Regions from separate parts of the Homo sapiens genome. Here region 2 is linked to region 1. The links are chromatin loops, found by intact Hi-C in ENCODE. Cell type or tissue: chondrocyte. All regions are shown on one strand. Each heading gives the region's core, and the rest is flanking DNA. Links, peaks and the distances in the headings are about the cores only.

Evidence for each region. A loop is a pair of places that touch in the nucleus more often than their neighbours do. Peaks named below come from ENCODE experiments on the same cell type or tissue, not always from the same donor. Only the 100,000 strongest peaks of a DNase experiment are listed, where the experiment ranks them.
Region 2: a loop joins it to region 1, with 4 times the contacts of the local background. A loop is called at or near these places in 11 of 110 quality-filtered maps.

The regions. Positions count from the first base shown.
Region 1 is chr12:93,751,061-93,756,446 of GRCh38, forward strand. The region is part of intron 2 of CRADD (CARD and death domain containing adaptor protein); the gene reads left to right. Among named protein-coding and RNA genes, the nearest start is that of CRADD-AS1, 16 kb to the left of the region's middle. In chondrocyte, for the core only: no CTCF peak of the experiment used is centred there; a DNase peak (open chromatin) is centred at 2,896.
Region 2 is chr12:93,800,356-93,805,741 of GRCh38, forward strand. All of the region lies in intron 2 of CRADD (CARD and death domain containing adaptor protein), which reads left to right. Among named protein-coding and RNA genes, the nearest start is that of CRADD-AS1, 65 kb to the left of the region's middle. In chondrocyte, for the core only: a CTCF peak has its summit at 2,562; no DNase peak of the experiment used is centred there.

The sequences.
Region 1 (5,386 bases), core at 171-5,170:
GAAAAAATAAAAACTGTAAACTTGAGAGACATTCCACAAATACAAATCTTGCTTCTTTTGCTTAAAAAAATTATGAACATAATTATAGAAAAAAGTAGATTCTGGTTGTTTACCATAAAGAATTACTACTAGACCAATAGCAAAGGAAGTTACAAAGCACAGATCACAAAAATCTCTCCAATCACGTCAGGAAGTTCAGCCCTGGATGGTGTTTGTTTACCTACAGTGAGGGCAGTCTGTCACCAGCTGATGCCCTGTTGAGAGCCTCTTGATCTAAACAGGAGGTTCAGTCAATCACTATTAACTGAAACCTACATTAATATGTATTATTCCTCATTAAACACTGTTAAGAAAATGAAGATTAATACATGCTGTATTTTGAACAGATGACACATAAAGACAAAAACTAAGGAAGCAAAACATAGTACCTGTTGGTAAAAACTTCCCAATCACTGCTTAAACAAATCCTAGTACTGACCTCAATCAGGGTTTTAAATACTTGACTCTAAATCCTTTATCTTGGGCCAGGCGTGGTGGCTCATGCCTGTAATCCCAGCACTTTGGAAGGCGGAGGCAGGCGGATCACTTGAGGTCAGAAGTTCGAAACCTGCCTGGCCAACATGGCAAAACCCCGTCTCTACTAAAAATACAAAAATTAGCCAGGGTGGTGGTGTGTGCCTGTAGTCCCAGCTACTCGGGAGACTGAGGCCAGGGAATCACTTGAACCCAGGAGAAGGCGCTGTAGTGAGCCAGGATCGTGCCACTGCATTCCAGCCTGGGAGACAGAGCAAGACTCTGTTTCAAAAACACAAACAAAAAATCCTTTATCTTTACTTTGCTCCTTTCAGGATAGCTCTGGAATTTGAATCTGCTTTCCAGAGCTTTATTCTCAACTGCCAGCCTCATTTTTCATACTGTAGTTACTTAAGGGTGGAGGTAGTCGGGCCGGCAAGTAACTACCTGCAGTGTACTTGAGAACCTTTGAAAGCATCTGTACTTGCCAAGGGTGGGGCATGTATGCTTGAGAGCCCTTTAAAGCGTCTTTACTTGCTAAGGGCGCTATGACCATTCCCATTCCTGGGACTTCATTCCCGCTGGGACCTCATTCCCCAGTGGAGGGTAAAGCATGGCTTTTGCTGACGGTTTCCAGGTAGCCTTCCAAAGTATGTTAGCATAAAGGACTGGAGATGCTGACCATCTGGCTAACTCATGATTCAGAAGCCCTTTGGATCCACTTATAAGGCCATTCTATTTAGGCCTGCTAAGGATGTCTGCCATGCTAATGTCAAAAGCAGGGATTTTAGGTTATGTTAGTGATCAGTGAGGAATTTTAATATGTTGTTTTGTCAACTACTGAGGCTATAGGCCCTTTTAGGTCTTCAGGAGAAGTAGACCAGTAAAATAAACACTGTGTGTTTAAGCTATGAGAGCTCAGGATCCCTGTGGTTAGCAGTTATGAGGCACTTGGACACATATTTATACTAAGAGTTGTAGCTTTTACTTATCTTGGGTAAAAGAAATACTCCAAACAGTTAGAACAAAAAAATATATCTGATGGTAAAATGGATAATGTATTAGTCCATTTTCATAGTGCTATGAAGAAATACTCCAGATTGGGTAATTTATAAAGAAAAAGAGATTTAATGGACTCACAGTTCCACATGGCAGGGGGGGCCTCATAATCATGGCAGAAGGTGAAGGAAGAGTGTATTAGTCTGTTTTCATGCTGCTGATAAAGATATACCTGAAACTGGGCAATTTACAAAAGGAAGAGGTTTATTGGACTTACAGTTTTACATGGCTGGGGAGGCCTCACAATCACAGTCGAAGGTGAAAGGCACATCTCACATGGTGGCAGACAAGAGAAGAGAGCTTGTGCAGGGAAACTCCCCTTTGTAAAACCATCAGATCTTGTGAGACTGATCCACTATCATGAGAACAGCGCAGGAAAGACCCGCCCCCGTAATTCAACCACCTCCCACTGGGTTCTTCCCACGACATGTGGGAATTGTGGGAGTTACAATTCAAGATGACATTTGGGTGGGGACACAGCCAAACCATATCAAGGAGCAAAGTCACGTCTTACATGGTGGCAGGCGAGAGAGTGTGTGTAGGTGAACTACCCTTTATGAAACCATCAGATCTTGTGAGACTTATTCACACTATCAAGAGAATAGCACAGGAAAAACCCACCTCCATGATTCAATTACCTCCCACTGGGTCCCTCCCATTACATGTGAGGATTATAGGAGCTAAAATTCAAGATGAGACTTGTGTGCGGACACAGCCAAACCATATCATTCCACCCCTGGCCCCTCCAAATCTCACGTCTTCACATTTCAAAACCAATCCTGCCTTCCCAACAGTCCCCCAAGGTCTTAGCTCATTTCAGTGTTAACCCAAAAGTCCACAGTCCAAAGTCTCATCTGAGACAAGGCAAGTCCCTTCCGCTTATGAGCCTGTAAAATCAAAAGTAAGTTAGTTACTTCCTACATACAATGGGGTACAGGCATTCAGTAAATACACTCATCCCAAATGGGAGAAATTGGCCCAAACAAAGGGGCTACAGGCTCCATGCAAGTTTGAAATCCAGTAGGGCAGTAATTAAATCTTAAAGCTCTGAAATAATCTCCTTTGACTCCATGTCTCACATCCAGGTCCTGCTGGATGTAAGAGGTGGTCTCCCACAACTTTGGGCAGCTCTGCCTCTGTGGCTTTGCAGGGTATAGCCCCCCTCCCAGCTGCTTTCACTGCTGGAGTTGAGTGTCTATGGCTTTTCCAGGTGCATGGTTCAAGCTATCAGTGGATCTACCATTCTGGGGTCTGGAGGGCGTGGCCCTCTTCTCACAGCTCTACTAGGAAGTGCCCCAGTGGGAACTCTGTGAGGGGCTCCAACCCCACATTTTCCTTCTGCACTGTCCTAGCATAGGTTCTCCATGAGCGCTCCGCCCCTGCAGCATACCTCTGCCTGGACATCCAGGCATTGCCATACATTCTCTGAAATCTAAGTGGAGGTTCCCAAACCTCAATTCTTGTTTTCTGTGCACCTGCAGGACCAACACCATGTGGAAACTGCCAAGGCTTGGGGCTTACACCCATTGAGGCCATGACCCAAGCTCTACCTTGGCCCTTTTTAGCCATGGCTGGGACACAGGGCACCAAGTCCTAGGTTCACACAGCAGGAGTCCCTGGACCTGGTCCATGAAACCATTTTTTCCTGCTAGGCCTCTGGGCCTGTGATGGGAGAGACTACCTCAAAGATGCCTGACATGCCCTGGAGACATTTTCCCCATTGTCTTGGCAATTAACATTTGGCTCCTTGTTACTTATGCAAGTTTCTGCAGCTGACTTGAATTTCTCCCAAGAATAGGGGTTTTCTTTTCTGTTGTATCATCAGCCTGCAAATTTTTCACACTTTTATGCTCTGCTTCCTCTTGAATGCTTTGCTGTTTAGAAATTTCTTCCTCCAGATATCCTAAATCATCTCTCTCAAGTTCAAAGTTCCATAGATCTTTAGGGCAGGGGCAAATGCCACCAGTCTCTTTGCTAAAGCATAGCAAGAGTCACCTTTGCTGCAGTTCCCAACAAGTTCCTTATCTCCATCTGAGACCACCTCAGCCTGGACTTTATTGTCTATGTCACTATCAGCATTTTTGTCAAAGCCATTCAAAAAATCTCTAGAAAGTTCCAAACTTTCTCACATCTTCCTGTCTTCTGAGGAAGACATTTTCCTATCTTCTTCTTAGCCCTCCAAACTGTTCCAACCTCTGCCTGTTACCCAGTTCCAAAGTCGCTTCCACATTTTTGGGTATCTTTATAGCAGCACCTCATTCCCAGTACCAGTTTACTGTATCAGTCCATTTTCATACTGCTATGAAGAAATACTTGAGACTGGGTAATTCATTAAAAAAAAAAAAGGGTTTAGTGGATTCACAGTTCCACATGGCTGGGGAGGCCTTACAATCATGGCAGAAGGTGAAGGAGGAGCAAAGGCACATCTTACAGGGTGGCAGGCAAGAGAGCATGTGAAGGGGAATGGCCCTTTATAAAACCATCAGATCTCTTGAGACTTATTCACTACCATGAGAACAGCATGGGAAAAACCCTTCCCTATGATTTCATTACCTCCCACCAGGTCCCTCCCATGACATGTGGGTATTATGGGAGCTACAATTCAAGATGATATTTGGGTGGGGACACAGCCAAACCATATCAGATACAGTTCCCAAATATTGCCTTATCCCTCACAAAGGAGTGGTGGGCTTAGAAGGCCACATGTCAGCAGAGTCCTGCATCTCCTCTGCATAGGTTTATATCACCTTCTAATTTGGAAAATTTTTTAAATCTCTGTTCTAGCTTTGTCATATGCCCTACATGACAGTGGAACTAACTACCCTATGATTTTCACCTCAGCCAGGCTTAGTCTTCAGGTTCCAGGTGTTGGTTGTTTAACAGCATCACAAAACCTAGGGCTCCCAACATATGAATACACAAACTTACAAATAAGACAGGCATTTCAGAGCAGAACATCTGGTGTTTGTCTGCCCCACAGGCGTACCTCCTTTAGGTGTAATTCATTGGAATCCCAGTCAGCCGATTTAGGAGCCTAAGTGCATTAGCTCATGGCCAGTGCACTGTAGCCACATACTGTAGTTTCTTCAGGTTGAGTGATGCTTATTGATCTGTTAGTTTGCTCCGCAGAGCCCCTCTCTGCCCCAGGTAACTTACTTTCTGATGGTAATATTTTGATAGAAAGTAAATAACTTTGTTTCAATAAAAGAAAAAGTAGCATATGATTATTTTAAAGATTAAGGTACAGATTGGATATTTTTGGAAAATTTGCTGCTTTTTAGGCAGATGAACTGTTAGGTGGGTGTGGGCCATGTTCTAAGCCCAACTAAATCCATCTTTAGAACAATTCTAAAGAAAGCAGAAAAGATAAAGATATCAAGTCATAAATGTATACTTGTTTATTGAGCATGGTTTAAAATTTTAATCAGCCTACAATCAGCCCTGGCATCCTTGATTCCCCTTACTTTGTTGCACTTTTTAAAAAAGCACTAATAATTATCTAAAACACTAAAAAATTTATTTATGTTCATTACTTACTGAGTATTTGCCCCTTCATCCTCCAAGTGAGTGGCACAGGTCAGGCATCTTTCTCTTTTTTGTTCACCAATATATCTGAAATGTGTGTTACAGTGCAAATAATAAATGTTCAATAAATACTTGTTAGTGAATGTTGGGAATGACTCACCATAAGTTCAGCGATATTAAGATTAGTTAAGCCATGATCCAGTGAATATGTCCATTTTTAGGAAAGCACCCTCACTAAAAGGAATAAAATTTTGTTGTAAGACTTAGGCCCATTACTCTGGCCCTGGTG
Region 2 (5,386 bases), core at 290-5,289, 49 kb after region 1:
ATTTGGGCCCTCTACAGACTGGATGGTACCCACCTACATTGGCAAGTGATATGGTTTGATTCTGTGTCTCCATCCAAATCTCATCTCGAATTGTAATCCCCATGTGTTAGGGAGGGACCTGGTGGGAGATGACTGGATCATGGGGACGGTTCCCCCATGTTGTTCTTGTGATAATGAGTGAGTTCTCACAAGATCTGATGGTTTAAAAGTATGGCACTTACTCCTGCTCTCTCTCTCTCTCTCTCTGGCCACTATGGAAGATCTGCCCCTTGCTTCCCCTTTGCCTTCTGCCATGATTGTAAGTTTCCTGACATGCATACTGTGAGTCAATTAAACCTCTTTTCTTCATAACTTACCCAGTCTCAGGTAGTATCTTTATAGCTGTGTGAGAATGGACTAATACAGTGAGGGTGATCTTTACTCAATCTGTTGATTCAAATGCTACTCTCTTATGAAAATACCCTTACAGACACATCCGAAAATAATGTTTCGCCAGCTATCTGGGCACCCCTTAAGCCCAGTCAAGTTGACACACAAAATTAACCATCACATACACTATTAAAGTGGCTGAATCATTTATTCTGGATTAGGGTGATTTTATCATTGTGGTGGTAGTTAATACACTTTTCTGTTTGCTATATTTCCTGTAAGCTAGTCGTTGAATCTAGAGGCTTGATTAGATTCAGGTTAAATATTTCAGGCAAGAATATCTTTTATTGGTGGTGCTGTAGACTTTCAACCATACCACATCAGGAGGTACATAAAGCCTGTCAGTCCCATGTGTAATGATCATAGATTGATTGGAGGTTTTGACATTTTCACCTTGATCTTTCCATTATAAAGTTCCTTATCAACCTTTCACAATGGTTTAATGTTTATTGATAACTGCCAAATTCCAGTACTTCATGAGGTGGAAGCAAAATGGTAGTTTCCTAATTCCTACATTCTTCTGCATTTATTAGCTGGTATTGATCTCTGAAGAACTTTCCCTCCTTAACTATTTGATTGGCCTTAGATGTAGTTCTTAGGCCCTATTTTATTTTATTTTTATCTATTTTTTTGAGACGCAGTCTCACTGTGTTGCCCAGGCTGGAGTGCAGTGGTATGATCTCAGCTCACTGCAACCTCCACCTCCTGGGTTCAAGTGATTCTCCAGCGTCAGCCTCCTGAGTAGCTGGGATTACAAGCACCCGCCACTATGCCTGGCTAATTTTTGTATTTTTAGTAGAAATGGAGTTTCACTATGTTGGCCAGGCTGGTCTTGAACTCCTGACCTCAGGTGATCCGCCTGCCTCAGCCTCCCAAAGTGCTGGGATTCCAGGCATGAGCCACAGTGCCTGGCCTTTAAAAAATGTTTATTTAAATAGTTTTGGGGGTACAGGTGGTTTTTGGTTACATGGATAAGTTCTTTAGTGGTGATTTCTGAGATTTTAGTGCACCCGTCACTTGAGCAGGGTACACTGTATCCAGTATGTTGTCTTTTATACCTCACCCCCTCCCATCCGGCCACAACAAGTCCCCAAAGTCCATTACATCATTCTTCTGAATCCTCATAGCTTAGCTCCCACTTATAAGTGAGAACATACAATATTTGTTTTCCATTCTTGAGTTACTTCACTTAGAATAATGGCCTCCAGCTCCATCCAAGTTGCCACAAAAGACATTATTTCATTCCTTTTTATGGCTGAGTGGTATTCCATGGCATATATACACCGTGTTTTCTTTATCCATTCGTTGGTTGATGGCCACTTAGGCTGGTTCCCTATCTTTGCACTTGTGAATTGTGCTGCTGTAAACATGCATGTGCATGTGTCTTTTTCATATGACTTCTTTTCCTCTGGGTAGGAACCCAGTAGTGGGATTGCTGGATTGAATGGTACTTCTACTTTTAGTTCTTTAAGGAATCTCTATACGTTTTCCATAGTGGTTTTACTAATTTACATTCCCACCAGCAGGGTAAAAGTGTTTCCTTTTAACCACATCCATGCCCACATCTATTGTTTTTTGACGTTATAATTATGTCTTAGGCTGTATTTTAAATCAGGGCTCTCTGAGCTTGATCTCATGTCAGCCATCATCATATCAGTGTGAAAACAGACTAGAACCAGGTATCAGTGATGCAGCAGCCAGGAGAATTTCTGGGCCAGGGGCCAGGCCACAAGCTGCATATCCCAATGGCCAACTGGTCATGGCTACTTCCTTTTTCTCATCTAGTGCAAGCTCAAGAGGTGTGGGATGGGACAATATTCCACTGTTCTGCAGGTAAATGTATCTTTGTGGGGCCTCTGAATGTCCTCTTCGGTCTGCTAGTCTCCTGACAAGGGGGGAAAACACTATCCAGACCTTTTCTCTGGGAGGCCATTTGTTTTCCTGTAATCTGTAGAAGAAACCAAGGTACTTTTGTGGGTGCAGCATCTCAGTTACTGGGGGAGCTTCTCAGTGTGAGCTCTGAATGCTTCAGGATGTCTTCCAATAGCCAGCCTTTCCTCTGTGTAAAAGGTTTCTCTGGAGTAATGGAGATAGCATGTGTGCAAGTAGGCAGGAGCTCCCCTTAGTGTCAGCTTGAGAGCAAGGAAGGGAGAGGAGAGCTATGCCTCTGAAACAATACCATTTTGCCCCCAATGCCAGTTTTATTTCAGAGATAAAATGCCATGCTTCAGAGCCATCAATGATAATTGTTTGAGATTGATGACCTTTGGAAGCTGACAGAATACTAACTTCTGGGAGAAGACTAGAGTAGATCAGGATGATTTCTTGGTATACTCTCAGCTGTTTCCCACCATGTGTTTCCTCTTCTTTCTGATATACAGCCAAAATACATTTCCCAGTCTGCCTTGCAGTTAAGGGAAACTGAGGTCTCGTCAATGGAATATGAATAGAGAAATGTGTACCACTTCCAGGCCTGGCCCATGAAAACCTCCCATATGCTCTCTCTCTTTCATCTTCCTTTTCCCTTCAGGCTGGCTGGAGGGGAGGCAGCTCCTGGGAGAGATTTGGAAGTTGGCAGAGCTGCTATTAAGCTGGGTTCCTGAATGATGGCAAGAAAGAGGCCCACTCCTCTATCGTATTCACCTGCCAAGTATTGTTTGTGAGCAAGAAAAAAAATATCTACTGTAGTTGAGGCCATCTTAAATACAGTTTCTCTTTTAAAGCCATTCCACGTCCACCATTTGGCATTAAGCGTCTTTAAAAAAAACTGTGAGTGCCCTGCCTTGCCAGTAAGCTGTTAGCAAGTCTTAACTCGGGAGATCTGTCTCTCCTGGCATTCTGAGAAGCAGAAGTCTCAAATTACTTCCAGCTGAAATGGAAAAGAAACAAAACAAAACAGAAACTCATCTGTGGTAGGCAGACTAATGTCCCTCCCACCGAGATGTTCATGCCTGAGTCCTTAGAACCTGCAAATATGTTACCTCCATGGCAAAGGGGACTTTGCAGGTGTGATTAAGGGTACTGATCTTGAGATTGGGAGATTATTCTGGATTATCTAGATGGGCCCAACCTAATCACAAGAAAACATTGGAAAAGGGAGGAAAAGAGTGGATCAGACCGATGCGATGTGATGATTTGACCCACTGTTGCTGTCTTTGAAGATGGTGGCAAGGCCTTGGAGCTAAGGAATACAGTCTCTAGAAGCTGGAATAAACAAGGCAATGCAATCCCCTTAGAGCCTCCAAAAGGGAGCACAGGTCTCAGAACTGTTAAGATAATAAATTTGTACTGTTTGAAGTCATTAACATTTGTGGCCATTTGTCATGGCAGTAGTAGAAAACTAATACACCATCCCATACAAAACACTTAAATGAAAAAAAAAATACATACATCTGTAGAGTAGGCACATCTGTAGGTTCTTAATGCCTGTCATCCTTATCTGGAAACTTGGGTGTTTAATGCATTTTGGCAAGAGTGATGCCAGTGAGGATGTTCCTTGGTAGCTTAAATATATCCAGGCTATTGCAATGATGCCTGACATTGAAGGGAAAATGCACACATTTAGTCAGTCACATGTATGATTTCAAATATCTGGATTTTGGAATTGTATAACCAGGTATATACCAGCTACATCTGAGGGGAAATTTTCCGTTTTCATCCAGATGCTCTGGTAAGTGCTGACATACCCAGACTATGAGAGATTTGGATCAAACTAAAGAAGTCCCCAAGTCTCAGGAGAACAATGAAATGTAGTGCGGGGTGTCTGCCGGAGTCATGGTGTACTCATCAGAATGAGCTGCTGAACACTGTGGTCAGGCCCTTGGCTAGTGACACCATTAAGATTTTGTTTCCTTCTAAATCACCACCCCTCCTCTACTGTTGAAATGTGGCTGTTTCATCTCTCCATTAGAGTCCTTCCAATTTACACCAAGCAAAACAGTTGGAAAATAAAACTTCATGGCCAGGCAGTGGGTAGGAGTGAGAGGGAGGAGGAAAGGATGTAGACACATAATTCAGAATCAAACATTGAATGAAGGACTCCTCGATTCAGACCCCATCTCACTTTGCCCATGGACTCAGTGTCTGACCTTGCATTACCCTCCCTGATCTTAACTTCCCAGAACTCTGACAGATGATTAATAATACCTGCTATACAAAGGGGGTGAGAACTAATAAATGGTAGTTAAGGATGATGAGTAAGCCGAGTATAATAGCTACTGCTTTCAAGATTTCTCAGAATCCATTAGAGTTTCTATTGTTTTAATGACTGTGATGAGTTCAGTAAGTCATTTCTGAGTTAGGCACCACTTATCTTTGTGTACTGAATATTCTTAAAGCCACAGTTACTTCCTTGCTGGGGTTATAAAGCAATTCTGAAGACCAAATCATGTTGCCTTTGTACATATCCATTGAGGTTTCTCTCTCTTACTCTACATGGAAATCCTGTAATACAGATTTCAGCCTTACACCGAGAAAATATATATTTCTGAGTCTTTTTTTCTTAATATATATGTGAGAAAACTCTAAAGTAAGAATAAATGGAAAATCATTAGAAGAAGTATAGAAATTACTTTGAAAGGGTATATACAGTCTAATTCATTTATTTTTATTTTAGAAATTTGAATGAATTATTTCAATAAATGTATATAAAAGATTTTACATTACGTTATACTCAGTTTTTCTTTTTCTTTATTTTTTTGAGCCAGTCCTCCGAGCCTGTTTCCTCAACTGCCCTTTTCTCCTACCCAGTACATCGAGCTGTTCAGTGAAAAAGAACAGTGTTTTGTGTGTATAAATAAATAAATAAATAAATAAAAATAAAAATAAACAGCTAACTAACGTAGGAAACCCTCCTTCTCCTTCCCCAACAAGTTGCCTGAAGAAATATGTATTAGCAAGACTGCTGGAAATCCACATTTGTTACATGAAATTAGGACATTAAAACTGTATCCTGCTG